2 separate regions of the Mus musculus genome follow, and region 1 is linked to region 2. Evidence: chromatin contacts called from ENCODE Hi-C or POLR2A ChIA-PET data. All regions are on one chromosome and are shown on one strand. The core of a region is the stretch at or near the end of the contact, and the rest is flanking DNA. Distances in the headings are between cores, read along the strand shown.

Region 1 (5,433 bases), core at 1,437-3,936, 75 kb after region 2:
ATGCTTGCTTGCTTGCCTTAGGGGCTGTGAACCAAAGGAGGCACACGGCAGCGTTCGCTTCTCATCGCAATCCTGTTTTGACTTCTTCTGCACCAGGCACCGGCTGTATAAGTCCTGACACCTGTTATCTCTCCCCCAGCAGATCAAAAACAGTCGAGCTGCATTTGTTTGAAATGTCAAAAGTGATACAGAGAGCTGGGATTTCACAGTCTCCGTGATAAGAGCAGGCCATCAGAGACACATAAAGAAGCTAGGAGAGTCAGACTGTGGCGTCAGGGGCACGCCCTAGCTTCTCCATTTGCTCCGCTCATTTCAATGTACACGCCACCAACACTCCATTTTTAAGATTCAGTGTTGGAAGAGACTACAGAGCTCCCTTACCCACCAGCCTCACTTGACAGACGATGAAAAGTATATCCTAAGAGATGGCATATCATGCCAAATACCATATGGTGAATTAACTCCAACAGAAGAAAAGAATAACAAAAGCTCAGAGAAGAAGTTGGATCCATGCCCGTATCATGCCCAGGCATCTGGCCAAAGCAATTAATCCTGTGAAAAAATAATTAAAAAAAAAACCCCATAGCTTTATGTGGAAATTAAAAAAAAATACTAATGTTTGAACCCCTCCCCTGTGCACGAAACTCTGTTCTATCGCCTGGGGACTGGCATTCCTCGAGTACCATAGACCATTGTAATCTGCAGCTGGGATTGAGAGCCTCATAGAATATATCAGGAAAATGATTGGAGCCCAAAGACACAAGAATGAGTCTGGGCCTTTTCCAGATCATCAGTGTGGCCCTGGGCAAGTTGCTTAATGGCTTCTATCTCATGTTCCCATTAATCCTTATGTCACATGAAACCCGAAGCCAGGATGAAGCAATGCTCATGAAAGTGACTCAAGTGCTGTGTGCCTGTGAGTCCAGACCCCTGAGAGACAGCCAGCAGGACACTTTCCTAGAACTTCTTTTTGATATTCAGTAATTGAATTCGACTCTGTCATAGTTACTGAATTTCTACTAGAAAGGAACATGATGTTAGGTGCTGGTCACATGACCATGAAGACCTACAAAGATGAAGACATTGGTTACATCCCTCGGAAGTGGGAAGTGGACATTTAAATCAGTAGCCACGCCAGAGATGACAAGAAATATGGCCACAGATGAGAACAAAGGAAGAGATGCCATGTCTGAGGGATGGAGATCAGAAACGAGGACACAATGTTGAGCGAAATACCTGGGAGGGTTGTCCTAAATTGAGGGTTAAGCATATACAACGGTGAGCTTTTGGGATGGCTGAGGCACAGGTAAGGCAGAATATCATTCCACAGTACAAAGGAAGAAAAGCCATTGTTTCAGAAGAAGGGAAAAATGAACAAAACCAAAGGACAACTTTACAAGATCAGAATGACGGAATGAACTTTTAGAGACAGCTCTTCCTCCTAGGCATAGGTCAATGCAATCCAAAGTTACACAGATGGAAGCTCACTCTTTATTGGCCCTGGACTGAGCAAGTTACCAGGTGACTGAAGAAAAGAAACAAATAGAAACTTTCCTGATTTAAAGGAAAGCGAATGGAAAATAGGTGTGTAGGGACTTAACACATCTCCAGAGTGTGTTTCCTTGCTCTTTTTGACACTTACAAGTGATAACAATAATTAGGATAGTTGGGGTTTCAGACTCTGGTAAAGCTTATAAGAAATGCCTGGTGAGGAACATGAAGGGACACAAGAAACAGGGAAGGTTGAAGAGCTTCAAGCCCATTAGAATTTAAAGTGGTAGGTTTCTGAATCCCACATGCTCCTTAAAAAAACTGTGGTGTCTCTTTAAGAGCCATTTGGTGCATTTCCTAGCCTGATTCATGTCACCAGCTGCCTCTGATTTCAGTGAGAAATGCAGAATTTATAGGGAACTGTAAAATGGGGACAGGTTTCTAGTTTTCTAAATTGAGGTTTAACTGGCAAACTTCTGAAGGCTCAAGAAACCACAAGTGAGGCTGTGGGGGGAACTGTTGTCTTTTCCGGTCAGAAAAAAAAAATATAAACACACAAACACATTATCTAACTCTCAAAGTGTTGGGAGAAAGAAATCAGTGCTCTTTGCCGAGCAGCAAAAAGAAGAATCAGCCTTGTGGGCAGGAGGAGGAGGAGGATCGCATTGGCCAGTAGGCAGCACCCTGTGCTGGCAGAGAGAGAAATCTGAGCCTCAGCCTCGCCAGGAGCAGGCTTTGCACAAACTATCTGGTTTCAAGTTGCGACTCTCCGGAGTCCCTGGGAAGGTGCCCCAGGGACAGGGCCCCCAGGATTGATGAGACTCCCCCATCCCCAGCCGCCCAGAGGATAAGCAGGTGAGTCTGCCTAGAGACAAGGTCAGACCCAGCGGGCTGCTCTCCACTCGGTCCCCTGACCAGGCACTCACCTCATTTTCCTGCTCTGTGAGCTCCTGGCTTTGGTTCCTTCTGCCAGACTTGTCTGTGAGCTCGTCCCAGTCCCCGGTGTGGTGTCAGCGATGCCTTATCTTTGTTCTGAGGTCCCTGTGTGTCTCTGGAATTGGCTGGCATTCTCCATTCAGGTCACGCCTTCTCCTGCCTGCAACAGATCCCCTCTCCCCCTCTCCCTCTGGCTTTCCCTCTCTCCTCTCTCTGTCTGAGCTTATGTACACTCGGAGGGACCTGACAGACTGTTTCCTTGCAAGATCTGTTAGCCAGTCCCCTCCTAGGGAGGGACTGCAGCCCTTGAGAAAAAAATCTGAGAGACTTAGAGGTGTGTGTGTGTGTGTGTGTGAGAGAGAGAGAGAGAGAGAGAGAGAGAGAGGAGAGAGAGAGAGAGAGTAATTTCTCTTCAGCCTCCCTTGCCTGATGGCTATAATTGTTCTACTTTAGGACCCCAGCAAAAGAACAATTAAACAGAAACAGCCAACTAAAAAGGCAGTTCTAGGAGATTATAAAAAAGAAGGCAGATTCCAAGCCTCAGCCTGTTCGTGGACATCCACAGGTTTTTTTTTTTTTTTTTTTTCCTTCTGAAAACCTCGTGGCTGGCCCCGCTGGTGAGGGAGCACCAGTTCCTGCAGTTGGCTACTTACTCTCCCCACTTGAAAGGCTGCTGCGTGGCACTGTCTAACTGCAAGCATGCAGAGATCTAATTTACCCAGTTGGGAAAAAGGCTTCAGCAAAGCCAGAGAGCCAGGTGCCCCATGCATCTAGAAAGAACTGTGCCTGTGTGCTGTCAGTGCCTCAGGCCCCATAGAGAAACGTACAGCAGATCTATGCTGAGCTGAGTAATAAGAGAGCCCTCTTCCTAAAGACAGCACCACATATAACCCTCTCCACAGCTAACCCCTACTGTAACTCCACCACAGTATCATCTCTGCAGTCCGACATCTCAGTCCGACAGAGGCCCTTCCACAGTAATAACCCCAACACACAAAAGTGGCAGCCTGCGCTGAAGGGCGTGTGAGGTGGGTGGGCCCGCTCACCTGCATCATTTCAGCGCCAGGCACAAACGCTGTCTAAATCACTTCCACAAACTTCTGAGGGTTCTCTCTGATGGATCTTTTCCAGGTGGGAAAATGATGTCTTAACAAGATTATAGGACTGGCCAAGGCATCCAGGATCCCACTACCACTTCTGGAGCCATTGCCACCTCAAGCCAGCTGTTAGAAGAGCCACTGGGCGCTAACCCTGGCCCCACTCGTTCCTTCGAGAACCTTGTCCAGGCCTGTGGTAGCATTATAACTCCAGTAAAGAAAGTGCCCAGAGGAAGTGGTCATACACTTAGGAAGGGAGGAAGAAGTCCATCTCTCATGGGTTCCATGACACCACGTCTCGGTAACGTATCACAGAGCACGTGGCGTTTGCAAACCACATACATCCACTAACAGAGAAACCGAGTCCTGAACTATTTCAAGCGCTTTAGATGCTGATCCAGACTTTAACGGTGATCTATGTTTTCTGACCAACCTGGCTGCGTACAGCACTGTTTCAGATCCCATCTCTTTGTTCGCTGAATGGAAACTGTAACGAGGCACAAGTGAGAATTTGAGGATGAGCTGCTTTTCAGTCATGCAGAAGGCCACCTGCCACCTGAATCAAGGTGCCAAACACATTCTCCACCCTGAGATAGCTCTCCTTGACGTATTTTGGGGGGAGCAAAGATTTGACATTTACTGTAACCCCTTCTTGTCTTTCCTCCAAGTTCTCCAGTTTAGCTTTCCTGAGTGCCAGCCTTGTGTGATTGGCATGATTATGAGGCTCTGGCTGATAATGTAGTGTAAGTGTGTGTGATGAGGAGGGAGGTTTGAACTCAGGCATTGCCCGAGAGAAATGGTCTCTGTTTCAGGCAGGACAAGAAAGAAAACCCTGTAAAATCTCCATTAAGCAGACTGTCAGGCTCTTTAGACATCAAATAACTCTCACAAAAAAACATTTTAATGATTTAAGTGTAAATGAATCAGAAACACATGGGCTGCATTTCTTTTGGAATACACAAGGGTTTTCAAACCAAAGGAGAAAGAACTTGGCAAGACGCACACAGTGCACAGTGGCCTTGCCCGGGGAAGGAGTCCGGCAATTCTCCCTGCAGCTGAGCCCACCCTCTCTGGAGTTAGCATATGTTAAGGAAAGGCGTTCACTCTAGATCTGGGCACAGAGGGAAGAGTTTGAGAGGGAAAGCCATAAGCTACCCCTTGTAAAGTGTCACAGAGAGCAATTAGACCTCCAGAAATAGCTTCTTGCCCTAGCTTTTTAAAGACTGCCAGTGATCAATGGGAGACACTTGAAGGGTATTCTGAGTGAACATTCTAGCAATTTGCAGCAGCTCTGCTATATGGCGTCCTTAGGTGTCAGCCAAGGCTCGGTTGGAGCTGCTGGAATGCACACAGTCACAGAGGTGCAGTGGAGGCTCTGGGTGTGTGACTCCTGCAGCTGCCCACTGGCTTGCACTATGCTTTTAATGAAGACTCCCTGAGGTGTCTCCATCATACCCAGGTGTGAGAGGATGGCCGTGCTGCTCTGGGGTTTGGAGCACTGGGCTGTAGTCCCAGTAGTTGCAGCTTCAGGCAAGTCACCTACTTTCTTTGTGGGGTATCAGTTCATTGAGTGTGAGCACATAGAACATGATGTGGGCTTGAGAAGATGCACGGATGAGAGGCTGCTCGCCTGCACTGAGGTAGGAGGCCAGAGGAACCCCACAGTGGTGTCGCTTGCTTTCCCTGTGGTTCTGACAGTGTCGTCATTCATTATTCAGAATCCTATCACGGCTATTAAGAAAAATTATGTTTGGAAAGATTCAATTAGTCTCTTTAAAAGTTTGACAAAAAGTGGCTTAAAATGCACACAAGGAACCAATAGTTCTTAGTTCTAAGCAAAGAAATGGGGACAACAGGGGTGAGCTCAGAGCCCTGGCCTTCTCGCCACAGTCAGGAAGCCCTATCTATC
Region 2 (5,190 bases), core at 334-2,833:
AGGGGCTGGCCACTGTGAGTTTGACCTCGTTTCAGTGGATCTATGGGTAAAACAGATTGGACTCTTCTTTCTCTTTTTAGGTGGAGAGGGGTGGTTACAAGGTGGGGAGCAGACTTAGGAGGTCAGAGGTTGGGATGCGTTATGTCAAATTTCCAAATAATCAATAAAAATATTCCATTGGAAAAAAGAAAAAAGAAATGACAAGATATCAGTAGTAGATCAGAAGGGAGGGCAAGCTAGGGAAAAAAATCAGAGTCATCTGTGTTTAGATGATGCTAAATATCCAGAGACAGTGGCAGCACACAGATAGGGAAGAGTACCCAGGACTGGAGTGTGGGGCTCTCCAGACAGAGGTGGAGAAGATGGAGGAACTCATAGGAGAGATCATGAAGATGGAGGTGCAGGAAGCATTTATGATAGAATGTCTGAACCCAGAAATAGAGCTAGGACCGGGCTCCAGGTCTTCACAGTCAGCCGCAGATCTCTCTGCCCTGGCACAAGTCACCTCCTCTCATGGCACAATCTCACGGCTTGGCTTGGAACCCTGTTGGGATTCCTCACACAGGACAGTATTTCATCACTTCTGAGCGGGACATGGACTTGTGTCTATGTTTTTTTCCCCCAGTGTGTTTGAAGTATTTCATAATTTAAAAATGTACTGAAATAAAAATGACTTAGTGGGAGGCCTAGACTGCCAATTAGGAATTGAGCACACAAGGTCACAGCAAGACAGAAATGTTGTGGAGTTGTTTAAAGGAACAAATTCAGTTGTTATGGGTCCCATTGGCAGGCCTGAAGCATGTATGGTATTTAAAGGACATGGATTAAATAAGCCACATGGTTGTAGGAGTTGGGAAAAATAATGTCACATGATAAATAACCCAAGGGAAGATAAAAGTCCTCATCATCTAACTGGGTCAGCAGCTTCAGAGACCTGGAACCTGGGCTGAGTCTATATGGAACCTGAGAACTCCAGGGTTTGCTCTGATTGGTGCTTGATTATCACTATAGAGTGGAAGAACATAACTTCCTCATCAGTTAGTATCAAGTTACTGCAACAAAGTAGCTGGTGCAGGATATTTAGGGGAAAAAAAGGCCCATTTGGCTTAAGGTTCTAAGAAGCTCAAGGGCATGGCACTTTCTTTGATCTAAGGCAGTGGCTGATGACGGTAGAACGTGTGTGTTAGAGTGAGCACAAATATCCTAAAAGGCGGTGAATGGATCACCACAACCTTTTGAGGGCACAGCCCCGCCGACCAAAGCACTAAGTCCAATCTCCTAAAAATTCTCCCCCCTCTGAACAATGCTACCCTGCAGCCTCTTCTGTCCCTGTTTTTTTTTTTTTTTTTTACTAACTGAGTAACTTCAATCCAAGTCATAAGTCTGGGACAAACAGGCTCCCACATTCTTCAGAGGTTACATTCTGGCAGAATAGTCTAGAACAGTGGCTCTCAAATGATGTTCATTAGAACCACATGGACATCCTCAGAACCTCCAGTGTTCAGGCCTTATGCCAGCCACCCCAAGGGTGAACATATGAGCAGGGGATTCTATCCATAGCCACGCTTCAGAGACCTCTTATTTTGTAGGGGCTAGCAAAAGGACTAACAGAAGCAGTGGGGGAAGGGCACCCCTGCCTGTTCTGACCTGTTTGTCACTCATCATGTATGCCCTGGGCACCACTTGGACTAGACACACCTTCTCATTGTCGCAACATGCTTTGTCCCCCATTTCTCTGGGGGAACTCCCTCGGAGCCTTTGTGATCTGCCTTGATGTTGAAACGGTCCTGGCTTCTTCCCTGTGATCAGAAGCTCATTGCTGGGAAATGAGCCTGTGTTCTAGCATCCAAATGACATTTTCTTGATCTCTTTGGGAAAAAAAAGACCAATGCATACCAGATGCAGGAGAGCACTACAAAGGCCCTGTTTGTCTCCTTGTCTCAGGCTCAGAGTAGCCCACGCTTCCTTGAAGCGTGATGCCAGTAGGCAGAGAAAGACCAGAGACCTGGAAAAGCATCACTCCTTTGGGGTTTGGTCCCTGCTCTGTTTCTTCTTCTGCTAATGCTCTCTGAAGCATTCACAGAGGATGAGATCTTCTTCAGGCCTGGCCCTAGGTTCTCGGCACTCCAGATGCCCAATACTCTCCTTCCCATGGATTAGATTTCAATGCAGAACAATAGATTTCTTGCCTGATGTTCTGAGGCCATCTTGAATCTGTGTTCATTCTCTACACTGAAACTTCATTTGAAGGATGAACTGATCATACATCTTCTTGGTTCACAAAGCTCAAGTCTTTCCTTAACCCAAACCCAAAGCTTCTAGGGCCGTTCATAAATCCTACAGCACTCGGTCTCCCTAGATGGTGTAGTGTTCTTTCTTCTGACTTATCTGTCTCTTCAGGGACAGTTTCCCCTAGATACCCAGGGACACCATGTCACTCAGTTTCCTTCCAGGGACCTTTCACCTCCTTGTGCCCCCATATGATGCTCCCCAGTTTCTGAGGTGCTTTCCTTGTCTTAGTTTCTTACTGTAGAAGAGTTCTGTTCAGTAGACACTACAGCAGAAATACCCTAGCAATGGCATTGCTGCTGAGTCACAGAAATGTTCTGGATCACAGTCTAGAACACCGGGGGACCTTGCCCCATCTCTGTCTCCTCTCATCTGAGTAAATGGACTCAAAGGCTGAGCCTGGGAAATACTGGCTCTCATATTCTTCTGGGAGGGGCATGCCGTATGGGCCGGATAACTTGGAACAGTGATTCTCAGACTGGATGCCTAGTAGAATCATCTAGGCATCTTCTAAGAAGCACCAGTGCTCAAACCTTACAGCAGACGGGAGAAGGACCCAGGAGTCTATGTCCTTAAGGTCCCCCTGTGACCACTGTGTGTTGCCTCATTTCTCAAAAGTTGGTGTGCCTGTCCAGGGATTAATCCCCAGAGTTCATCAGAAACTGCTTGCAAGTCCTGGAAGGTCACTTAATTTTTAAAGACTCTGTTTTAGAATGGCTTTTCATTTATAAAGGTTGTGACGATGGCACAGAGAGTTATGGTGTCTCTCATACTAGTAGTATCTGCTTCGGACATGCTGTCTATCCTTTAGAGCAGTGGTTTTGCTATAATAAACGAACCAACACAGATAGATCGCTCACAATCAAATCCACACTTCGTTAGAATCTCCTTAGTGTTTGCTTCCTCCAGGCCCACATTCCAGGATCCCATATAAGATGCAATTGTTTGTGAGGTCTACTATATGAGTGTCTCAAACTAAGTGGGTTTTTTATTAGATATTTTCGTTATATACATTTCAAATGCTATCCCGAAAGTTCCCTATATCCTCCCCTCCCCACACCCTGCTCCCCTACCCACCCACTCCTGCTTCTTGGCCCTGGCATTCCCTTGTACTGGGGCATATAAAGTTTGCAATACCAAGGGACCTCTCTTCCCAGTGATGACGGACTAGGTCATCTTCTGCTACATATGCAGCTAGAAACACGAGCTCCGGGGGTACTGGTTAGTTCATATTGTTTCAAACTAAGTGTTTTAAAGGCCTTTAAGATATGGTGATGAAGCCAGAGGCCTAAAATCAAGGTGCTGCCTGTCTTTATCTGTTCCTATTTTCTGGGGTCTTGGTGGCAGTCCTGGGCCACCTAAATTGTACCTGCAGGATTTTGTACCTACTGACATGGTGCTTTCCTCTGTGTGTGTCTTCTTCTCCTATGAGGATAACAGTTGCTCTGTCTCTAGGATGACCTCTTCTTAATTAATCACATTGGTAATGATGCTGTTTCGAAATAATTCACACGTAGAAGAACTGGCGTTTAGAGGGTCAATATCTTCTGTGGGTGCACAATACAACCCGTTATAAGCTTCTGTTGGTTGTGACATTTTAAAAATAACATCCCTGTCCCCCTTTTTGGAGACTTGAACAGTTTGGGGGTGCATTGGTCAGATGGTTTTCAGAATACTCTTCAGTTGCAATTTGTCTGATACGAGTTACAGAGTTTGTGGAGAAGAACAGAGAGATGCAGAGCCCTGTTCAGCCTCTCTATGGGTGCTTCTGCTGAGATCAACCTTCACTTCCTGACTGAGGTACGGTCCCCTGCTGTCTGCACCGTGGAGTAACTATGTTTTCTTCTCCTACCGTTCTTTTTCTTCCATGTGTGTGGTGGGGGATGGGACCTGATGTCTTGTGCTTGTTAGGTACGCGCTCTTCCCCTGAGCTACACCCAGCCCCATACCATGCTTTCTGGAAGCAAACTCTTATGCACTGCTCACCCTTAAGGGATGGCCAAGTCTCTTCACGGCAGACTTGTCTACACTCACAGTTTATGTGCTCACTAAACAATTTATTCATGAAGTATGTGCTCGAGGTTACCTGTTTTATATTTTGGATTATTATTCAATGTAACTTTGTTTTCTGGCTCAAATTGTTCCAGCTTTGTCCACTGGGGCGCTTTCAGTTGGGTCTTTGCCATTTGGAGATGTCCCACCATTGAGGACATTTTTGAATGTTTCCTTACTTTTTTCTGGCGCTGTAAGGCACTCCAGGCTTGTCTTGTGTATTTCATGCCCAAGTTCTAGCATCAGCTTCAAAGAGGGCCTTGTTTACTGGAGGATTATACAATACACCAAGATCTGGGGCCTTGGTTTGTTTATAGCTGTGTAAGTTTCTGCTTCTAGGTCCAGTCACAATCAGTTTGTGGTGCTTCGGATGGCTCACCGTAAAATAGGGGATCAGCGGAGTAATTTCATCATGGATTATTGTTGGAGTTCAACTAGAGAATGTGCAAATAAGAGTTTCAATATCAGTCAGCCCACTGTATACTAAAAAACATCTATGACTACTTCCAAAAGAACTTATATATTTGGACTAAGCTTCTAATTTCTCAATAGTTTTTCTCTTCTGCTGACTCATGGATTTAATAATCTCAAACAAGAGAAGGCAAGCATTTTCTTTTCAGTTTAATGAATAGACTGAAGTCAACCTTTGCTGCTTCAGAGCTTGTCTGTCGATTTAAAAGCCCATTCTAAACTGAGATTCGCTGTGCCTCTATTGGGAGCTACCCTGATTTCCTCTCTCAATATCTTGCTTACCTCGTGTTTGAAAATCATCTTAGAGGTGATAGGAGGTTTTTTATTTGTTTTTTCATTTGTTTGTTTGCTTGCTTTTTAAGTCATGCCTTTGTAGAA

The links. Hi-C counts contacts between places; a loop is a spot of excess contacts on that map. ChIA-PET counts read pairs that join two places held with the same protein, here RNA polymerase II (POLR2A).
Region 1: a loop to region 2 is called in a map of T-helper 17 cell, with 2.0 times the contacts of the local background. The contact joins the promoter of Masp1 here to the enhancer-like site in region 2. A Hi-C loop is called at or near these places in 1 of 37 maps with a recorded cell type or tissue (T-helper 17 cell). POLR2A ChIA-PET finds 5 or more read pairs at or near these places in 1 of 5 experiments (Patski).

Annotation. Positions count from the first base shown.
Region 1 is chr16:23,518,129-23,523,561 of GRCm38, forward strand. Masp1 (mannan-binding lectin serine peptidase 1) reads right to left here and starts at 2,687. Exons shown (of 11, transcript NM_001359083.1): 1 at 2,418-2,687. The coding sequence starts at 2,422. It also overlaps a transcript of Rtp4 not described here.
Region 2 is chr16:23,443,837-23,449,026 of GRCm38, forward strand. No RefSeq gene overlaps it. Among named protein-coding and RNA genes, the nearest start is that of Rtp1, 17 kb to the left of the region's middle. Within about 2 kb of position 1,584, at least 1 of the 3 ENCODE cell types and tissues checked has a DNase peak (open chromatin) inside an H3K27ac peak, as active enhancers do.